Regions from separate parts of the Homo sapiens genome. Here region 1 is linked to region 2. Evidence: read pairs that join two places in POLR2A ChIA-PET (ENCODE). Cell type or tissue: PC-9. All regions are shown on one strand. Links, peaks and the distances in the headings refer to the core of each region. The heading gives the core; the rest is flanking DNA. Region 1 overlaps PSMB7 (proteasome 20S subunit beta 7). Region 2 overlaps NEK6 (NIMA related kinase 6).

What was found. Peaks named below come from ENCODE experiments on the same cell type or tissue, not always from the same donor. Only the 100,000 strongest peaks of a DNase experiment are listed, where the experiment ranks them.
Region 1: POLR2A ChIA-PET joins it to region 2 with 5 read pairs; 2 of 35 experiments call an interaction of 5 or more read pairs at or near these places.

What each region holds. Positions count from the first base shown.
Region 1 is chr9:124,374,607-124,378,991 of GRCh38, reverse strand. All of the region lies in intron 6 of PSMB7 (proteasome 20S subunit beta 7), which reads left to right. LOC124902267 (a long non-coding RNA gene) reads left to right here. Exons shown (of 2, transcript XR_007061764.1): 2 at 1-3,321. Among named protein-coding and RNA genes, the nearest start is that of PSMB7, 39 kb to the left of the region's middle. In PC-9, for the core only: no CTCF peak of the experiment used is centred there; no DNase peak of the experiment used is centred there.
Region 2 is chr9:124,298,664-124,303,048 of GRCh38, reverse strand. NEK6 (NIMA related kinase 6) reads right to left here. Exons shown (of 10, transcript NM_014397.6): 2 at 995-1,113. The coding sequence starts at 1,084. Among named protein-coding and RNA genes, the nearest start is that of NEK6, 43 kb to the right of the region's middle. RefSeq lists an enhancer at 3,018-3,923. In PC-9, for the core only: no CTCF peak of the experiment used is centred there; DNase peaks (open chromatin) are centred at 2,588 and 3,118; H3K27ac peaks cover 570 bases.

The DNA of each region.
Region 1 (4,385 bases), core at 140-4,139, 76 kb before region 2:
ATTGTTAAGGCTGGTATAAGAATTCAGCTCCTGGTCCTGGTTCTTACCCACAGGCTAGCTTAGCTGGACAGGAAAACTAGTGATAACCATGCTGGGGCATTTTCAGTCCATTTTCCAGTTAAAAATAAGGAGTTTGATCATGATACCTGGAAATATGGCATTAGCTTGGCAGATATGTATCTTGAAAATTGCTAAAATTGCTAAAATGAAACATGGGTTTTATTTAAGGGGGAGAGAGAATTAAATGAATCCGATAATGTAGGTTAGTTTTCCTTCTATTCTATTTCTTTGTAAGAAGGGATGTTTTCATTTGGCCTAGTGAGAAATTTAAACTCTTGGAGATTACAATTCATTAAAATGGGTAGAAGATTAATATTTAGTCTGTCAAGATCAATACTGCCCCCTCTTTGCACTAATTGTCAGAATATCTTGCGAGGGCTGCTGAAGGGTAGTGGTGTGCGCAGGACCCTCACATCACAGGGAGATGATTCAAAGGCAAACTGTCCTGCACCCTCTGGTATCGACTTGCAAATTAGCATCTGGAATCTAATTAAACAAGCTTAATGAAAGTAGCAGCTGAATGCTGCTGGAAAAGACAATCAGCTTTTTTCCCCCCTCTCTGATACATATTCTGTACTATTGAAGTTGGTCACCAAACACATCGTGTGAGCACAGTTAAAAAAAATTAGCATTTATTTGAAGAATAGAAACTGTTTTTCATTCTGTTATGCATTTGGCATGCTCTGGCGTCCCATGAGAGCCATGCCACAGCAGATAGTGCACAATATTTATAAATCCATGACAGGCAATAATAGCAACTTGAAAAATTCTTTTGCTAGAATCTCAAGTTGAGAGCTGCCAAAAGCTGAGAGGATCAGATCTGCAGTGGCAGCTGCTGTGCCCTACAGTTAGAATTCTAGACTTTGAAGATGCTCAACTTAAAGAAATGAAGACTGCAGGCTTAGCCAATTTTTGCAGGTTTCTAGAGCTCTGGCTCTCTGCCTTTTGAAGATGAGTTGCTGAAGCTTCTACCACTGCCTGAGGCGTGCTAACACCAGCAGGATCTTTTTTTTCCCCTAGTCTTAGTGTGTCTTCAGTTTTAAGTAGCACATGCTTAGTCAATGCCAACTGTGATGGTCCTTTCTCTGGTTGCAATACCGAGGGATGAGCTCCTACCCTATACCCTTCAGAGAGAAGCTATGAAGATAGGTGGTGACGTATACAAGCGCCACTTCAGCCGTCTGATTTATGGAGTCATATCTCATCACTCGGCAAGTGTTGGCCTCTAGAGAAGCCCTTATAGATTGCTAAAGATGTGAGCAGCTATCGCCCTAAAGGCTTGTGGTTACCTCACAAGCGTGATGCCAAACACCTAGCTACTGAGGAAACAGAATTAATCTGTCATTGCAGGCAGCTATAGATCCACTTTAAATAATGAGAGTTGATACCAATATGGTTTTCTGACAGCAAATCTTAGAAGTAACTGTGTGTGTGTTTTTTTTGTAAGTCCAGTATTAGGAAGACACTGAGTTGCAGGTTCATTTGTGCTTTGCAGATGGACAGTAGTGTGAGAGATCTGCATTATTTTGATTAAAAAATTGTGCTATTTGGCATATAGAATGGTCCCAAAAGAGAACATAGTATGAGTTCAATATGGTTGCATGGAAAGGGGCATGGGGCTTGGGAGCTAGAGGATTGCGCTGCAGGTCTGTTTCCTCTGTCCTTACAGCAGGACTCTGGGAAGAGGGGCATCCTTGTCTGTGCGATCGGAACAGAGACCTGCCTGCACGTTGCTGTGAGCGTTAGATGCGGCCTGTAAAAACACCTTAGATGGTGGCTCACACAAAATTGGCTCTAAAATATGGCAGCTGGTTTTATTTTTTTAGTTATTCAATAGTAGGATACAAACATCGCATAGCAACGAGTAATGTGATTATTTGTGCTGGCATCAGGCTTGGTGAATTTATAGCATGATATAGATAGATACAGGCCTTCTTATCTGAAAGCGTAATATTGGAGACAGGCATATGTGGTGGTCATAGACAGTGGTATATTATTTCATTTACTTTTCAGCAATTCCTTGAGGTCAGTACTTTGTTGTCTCCATTTTGTAGAGAAGAAAATTGGGCCGTAGGGAGGTCAAATAACTGGCCAGAGGTCACACACTCAGTGGAAGACTCAGAGTCTGAACCCTGGTCAGCCTGACGTTAGAGCCCTCCGATGGGTTCAGCCACTGGGCTATATCTGCCTCTTTGTCATTCTTTCACAACAGGGAGGGAAAGACATCTTATTCCTTTAATTCTTTAACACTTTCTTATTCCTGTAATTCTTTAACAAGACTGGGAAAGACATCTTATTCCAGGTGAGCAGAGGTGTGGGCTGCTTGGGCTGTTTCTTTTCTCTGATGAGGTCTTGTGAAGACGGCAGAAAGCCAAGCAAGTGTCAGACAAGGTGTGTAAAGCTCTTTGGCAGCTCTGTGATTGGAGGGAACCCAGGAACAGAAAAGTTTAAGGAAGTCAGAGATAGAGATGTTAGTAAATGTAATAAAATCACTTGGCTGTGGAAGGTCATTTTTTTCTTTTAATTCTAGATTTTTTTTTTCATTTTTAAACTGCCCTCCACCCTAAATAGCTTGTGATTGTTATATTCCCTTAAAATTTTCAAATATTATTTACAAGAGAGCTGTTTTACAGGAGAGCTGTTTTCTCCATATAGCTGATGTACAGACAGCACAGCCCTCTTCAGATTTAGTAATGAGACCAAGAAGTCTTTAAATATTGGTGAATGGCATTTGTCCATTTGAGGTGAATCATGAATAACTTGAACAAAAATAAAAAAAATAAGCAAGACTATCATATTTGAATAATGAGGTGCTCTTTTTTTCCCAACTGCCAAAACTTTTTAATCTTTGTCAACGATTGTTCTGTCCTCCGTCTTATTTAGGTTGCATCTGTGCGACTCTGAGCTCAGGAGCCCTGACAAGCGGCATATGAATTCTGTATTCATTAGTGATCTTGATCCAAATGCCTCTGTCCCTGCCACGGGGGCTCAGGTGTGGAAGCTGCTGGCTAATCCCACCAGCTGACATTCAGAGGTTTAATGACTCCATAGGAAGGTGACCACTCGCTGGGAGGTTTGCTGGCGGAACCCACACAGCAGACAGTGGAGATCAAGGAAGACTATCCGTGTTTAGCCGAAGCACCTTCCTGTGCAACTTGAACCCTGTTGGCATCAAACACAGAGTTTTAAGTAAATGCAAAATTAAACCAAAAAAACCTCGACCTTCGATAACTATTATAAACAATGATTTTCTTATCTGTTTTGATGGTGTTTCAGGCTGTTTTTCTTATGGCGCTTTAATAGGTGTCAGCTTAATGAGCTGAACTTGACTCACTTCTCCAGATTTTTAGGTTTTAAGGTTATATTTGGTTGTTACATCTGTTTCGGTATCTCGTTTGTCTGGGGGGAAAAATGTGTATTTAGACCCCAAATTATTTTCTCATTAAATGCTTTTAAGGATTTATGCTAGGCCAGGCGCCGTGGCTCATGCCTGTAATCCCAGCATGCTGGGAGGCCAAGACGGGCGGATCGGTTGAGTTCAGGAGTTTGAGACCAGCCTGGGCAACATGACGAAACCCTGTCTCTACAAAAAAAACAGAAAAAATTAGCCGGGTATGGTGGTACATCCCTGTAGTCTCAGCTACTCAGGAGGCTGAGGCGAGAGAGGATCGCTTGAGCCAGGGCAGTCAAGGCTGCAGTGAGTTGTGCCATTGCACTTCAGCCTGGGGCGACAGAGTGAGACCCTGTCTCAGAAAGAAAAAAAGGATAAGGATTTATGCTGGTATTTTTGTTTATTGTGATCCATAGCTTTTTTTTTTTCTTTTGAGATGGAGTCTCACTCTGTTGGCCTACAACCTCCACTTCCTGGGTTCAAGTGATTCTCCTGGCTCAGCCTCCTAAGTAGCTGGGATTACAGGTGTGCGCCACCATGCCCGGCTGATTTTTGTATTTTTAGTAGAGATGGTGTTTCGCCATATTGGCCAGGCTGGTCTCGAACTCCTGACTTCAGGTGATCTGCCGCCTCAGCCTCCTAAAGTGCTGGGATTACGGGCATGAGCCACCGTGCCTGGCCAATCCCTAGCTTTTATTTATTTATTTATATTTTTTAGAGATGGGATCTTGCTGTGTTGCTAAGACTGGAGTGCAGTGGCACACTTAAAACTCACTGTAGCCTTGAATGCCTGGGTTCAAGGGATCCTCCTGCCTGAGCCTCCCAAGTAGCTGGAATACAGGAGGGTGCTACCGTGCTCAGCTAATTAAAAAAAAATTTTTAGATAAGCGGTCTCACTATGCTGTCCAGGCTAGTCTTGAACTCCTGGCCTCCA
Region 2 (4,385 bases), core at 206-4,205:
TCTTCTGCTCAGCTCCTTATCTTTCTCTCCCATGAGGCTGTGTGCTCCGTAAGAGCAGACCTGAGTGTTTTCCACACAGCCCCGTCCCAAGTGGGTACACAGCACACACATGCACAGTTCCTTAACTCAGCGAGCACGCGGGGCCCCTCTGTGCCCGGTGTGGGATTGTCCCACCAGCAAAGCCCTGCTCCAGGGGAGCTCTCCATCTAGAAAGTGAGGCAGACCCAGGAACTAGTGCCCCAGTGAGATGTGATCACGGGCATCACCCAGGTGTGTGGACACAGGTGTGCGGGCAGCCCAGAGCAGAGAGCAGGGTGGAAGTGGAGGTCTCCCCAGAGGGAGCAGCATTTGCACTGACTTGGAAGAGGGGTCAGAGAGGGCGTGCCAGGCCCGGGCAGCATGGGGTACACAAGGCAGTTCAGAAACCTACAAGTCACCTTCAGAAAAGCTGCTGAAGGCTGCCTGGCTCTCCAAGGTATCTAGAGAGAGCGAGAGGCAGGCGTTAAGAAGCCAGTGTTCTCCCAAACTCTGCTGGTTCTAGAAGAGGCTGAAGGGGGCTGAAACACAGTTAAGACCAAAATGGGAGGCAATGTTGGCTCACTGTAAGAAAGAATTTTCTGACCCACAGTACAGTCAGCCCATTCCTCTGAGTCCCTCGCTGTTCTCAGGGCCTCCACAGCACCCTCTGTACCCTTCCAACCATGCTGATCCCTGAGATAAAGCTGTTCCATCCACTTGGAACACTCCAGGGGCAGGATCAGGGTGCAGGGTCCCAGCCTAGAGCTTGGCAGAGGAGGCTTCTCTGAGTATTACTGAATTCAACGATGAGCTCACTAGATTTGGTAGCGAGCTCCCCATCACTGGAAGCATTCAAGAGGTTCTGTTTCAGGGAGCTGAAGGGTTTCCACCAGTAGGAGTTTGGACAAAGGAGGCTCAGGGATCCGTATTCCTTGGGAACTCTTCAGTGTGCTGCAGACAAAGGTAAGGGGCTTACCTGTGGGTCAGGAGGATGCACAGGCCCCAGGGTGTGGCAGAGGTTGTTGGAACTCCCTCCATGGGGCATGTGGCCGGGCTGTCCTGCCATCCTGCATGCCAGCCTCACGAGGGCACGAACTGCAACAGAAAACAGCGGCCTGTTCACTTTCTCTTTGAGACCCTCAGAAGGAGGAGGGACTTTCGCTCACCCCATTTTACAGATGCGTGAGCTGAGGTGCAAAGCCGTTCAGTAATTTGCCCACGGTCACCCAGCTCCGAAGTGGCAGGGCTACAACTTGACACCCCCGGGTGACACAGTCTCCTTCTGTTAGACTGTCCTAAGTCACTAGGATTATCCCCACTGGAAGAGGCTCCAGGCAGGGAAACGTCCATCAGCAGCCCCCAAGGCCAGGAAGGAAGACACCGGATTCAACCCCACATTTGCTGGAGTCCAAAGACTTGTTCTTTCCACAGCACTGCCCCTGCTTCTTGGGGAGCAGTTCTGTACCCCTATCCCCCATTGTCACCCCCACCTATACCCATGCTGGCAGCCTGGGTGCTCAGAAGAGAAAGGCCTGGGTCAGGCTGCAGACAGCTGCTGTGGGAAGGAACCTACGTCCTTGTCCTGGCTGGGCCCTGGCGCACCACACGTGTGACACAGGGAAGGCCAGGGCCAAGAGGTCCTGTTTGCCGTCCTACTTAGACCTCTGTGCAAAGGAACAGCCCCCCTCAGCCTCCAGGGCTTGGGCTGCCCTGGGAGAGTCAGAGATGCTGGTCATAGGTAGTCACAGCAGCCACAGGCCCCTGGTTAAGCACCCACTGTGTGCCCAGTCCTGAGCTCAAGGCCATCTGGGCATCTCCCCCAATATTTTAGCCTCTGGCCTCCCCCATCAGACAAGTGCTTCTGGGGCAGGGTCTGAGGTTATGTGCATAGAACCTGTGTGACCCAGCCACCGGGATGCTTCCTGATGCCAGGGGAAAAGCCCTCCTCCTCCCCAGAAGGAGAGACCTGCGCTCACCCCACAAGCATTTCTGCAGCACCTCCTGTGTGCCAGGGCTCCCACATGGTGTGCATGGAAGGGACTAGATCACACATGTGATGGGGCCCCTGTTTCTGGCTGCTGCTCCTTCTCCCAGACAAGCCCTGGATGTCCCGAGGGGCACCTCTCATGTGACCACATCCTAGGCAGAACCCCTTGAGGCCTGGCCTAGGCTCCTGGAGCAGCTCAGCTGTACCCCTGGAGAGCCAGAAGTCCTGAGGAATGGAGCCCCCTCCCCTGCGGTGGCCCTTATTCAACAGCTGAGGGGGCGAGAATGAAAGCCAGTCCCGTCTCAGGTCGGGGCCCTCCAAGATGTGACTCGTATCCTAGAGCCCCCGGCGCGGTCAGCGGGTTTTGTCTGAGAAGGAACCTCTGGTCCGTCTCCTGCCCATTCCTGGCCTTGCCCTCCCTCCTCCCTGAGTGGTTCTCCCAGGGGCACTTCATAAATCCCATGCCTACATATCCCCATCTCAAGTTTGGCTTCTGGAGGACCCAGCCAAAGACGTCATCTCTCTCCAGACAGACCCCGCCTCCTGCTGTCTCACCTGGTCACCTATGCCCCAGTCAAATTCCAAACCAAGAGTCTTCCCCCGGTCTGCTGGGCCAGCAGCCCTGCCACTCCCTCCCAGGTAGACCCACGCCCCCATTAACACGGGGGTGTTCCAGGAGGTGGGAAAGGCATCAACACCCTCCGGGCTGTCACAGCCAGCTCCTAGAGGTCCGGCCACTGTGTCTCAGGGTGCAAGTCACTCTTCCTTCCTCCCCACTGTAGTCTGTTTCCAGCCACAGTGGTGGGCCGACCAGACCTCTCAGGCTCCAGGGATATCTGTGACACCCTTTGACATGTCAAAGGATGTCCACCAAACCCTAACTCACCCGCTGAGCTTGGCCTCCCAAGTTGTGCCCTCAAAGGCACCCTGAGGCTCCCCAGAACTTGCAGGCTGGCTCCCAGCACCCTTCTCCCTCTGTGTCCTCAGGGCGGCCCAGCTCTCCTCCCTGCCCCACACCTTCCACAGACTGTTCTGGGGTAAACCTGCTCTCTCAAAATAGATGACAGGATGTGAGACTGCAGGGAAGTGGATGGTATGGACTGCAGAACACGCCCAACTCAGGGTCAGGGGGGCCCTCGCTGGCTGCAAGTCCTGCCAAGCCTGGCTCATGCAGTCTCCTGCTTGGGAAGCTGCAGAAACTCAACCAACTTTGACCCACAGACTTGGCCATTTGATGTGGTTCATCCTAGTGTGGACAGATCAGTCAGTAGGTCTCTTGTTGTCTTTTTAGTCTGTGCACACAGAGCACTGTCAGATCAGTGTCACACGGAGGGGCATTATGGGTGCACCTGCCTCTTCCCTCCCCACCCCTGCCTCTGCCTCAGCACAGGCCTCATCTCCCCACCTGGGTCTCCCAGCGCTCAGTGCTCTCCCTGCCAAGCCCTCAAATGCAGATGGGAAAATGGCACCCTCGGTGTCTCCACCATTTGTGCCGAGTTCTTGCACTGGAGCGCAGGTGACATCCCAAGGTGACACAGGGGAAGACCCAGGGTATAAAGAGCCCCAGGATAAACAGATAAACACGAGCACCTTCCCCAGGCATCTTTGTTAGGGGGAATATGAGAGAGAGCAGAATGTAAAATGCGCATGAATTTGAAGATAAAACTGAGCCTCCTGCAGGCTCTGCAGCTGCTTCCAGCTGCACCCCTAGACCCCTCAGGGTGACATGCTCACTGTCCTCTGCCCTTAGGGAGACCTCCAGGGAAAGAGTGGAGAACTGTCTTCAGTGAGAAGGTTCCATCTTTATCTCAGAAGGCACCAGCCTTGGCCCACAGGTCACCCCTGCGAGACCCATGCACACATCGGCTTACCCGCCCACCTGCCCTGGGGCCTCCCATGTACTGGAAACTGTGGCAGTGGAATCTAGACCCTGTCACTCACCAGCTGAGACCTTGGGCAAATCCCACTGGGGAGGAGCCTAGCGGGTGCTTGGGAATGTCATTCCTGCCCTCCCCACGTGGCGCTGACCGCATTCTCCAACAGCTGCAGCCAGATGCCATGGTCTGCACACTCTCAGGAGCTCACCTGTGGCCTCACATGGGCAGGGCTCCAGGAGCAGTGCAAGGGGGACCGGGAATAAGAGCTAATAATTGCAGGGCCCTGATCATGCTGGGCCCTGCCCTACGCTCTTCACCTCTATTAGCCCATCTCATTTTGTCAACAACTCCATGAGGTAAGGTCTATTATGGTCCCATTTCACAGATGAGAAAACTGAGGCACGAAGAGGTTAAGAGATTTGCCCGGGTCCCAAGGATCACAGACAAAAGGAGCCAGGATTTGAACCAACAACTGCATATTTGTCCAAAACTACGGTACTGCA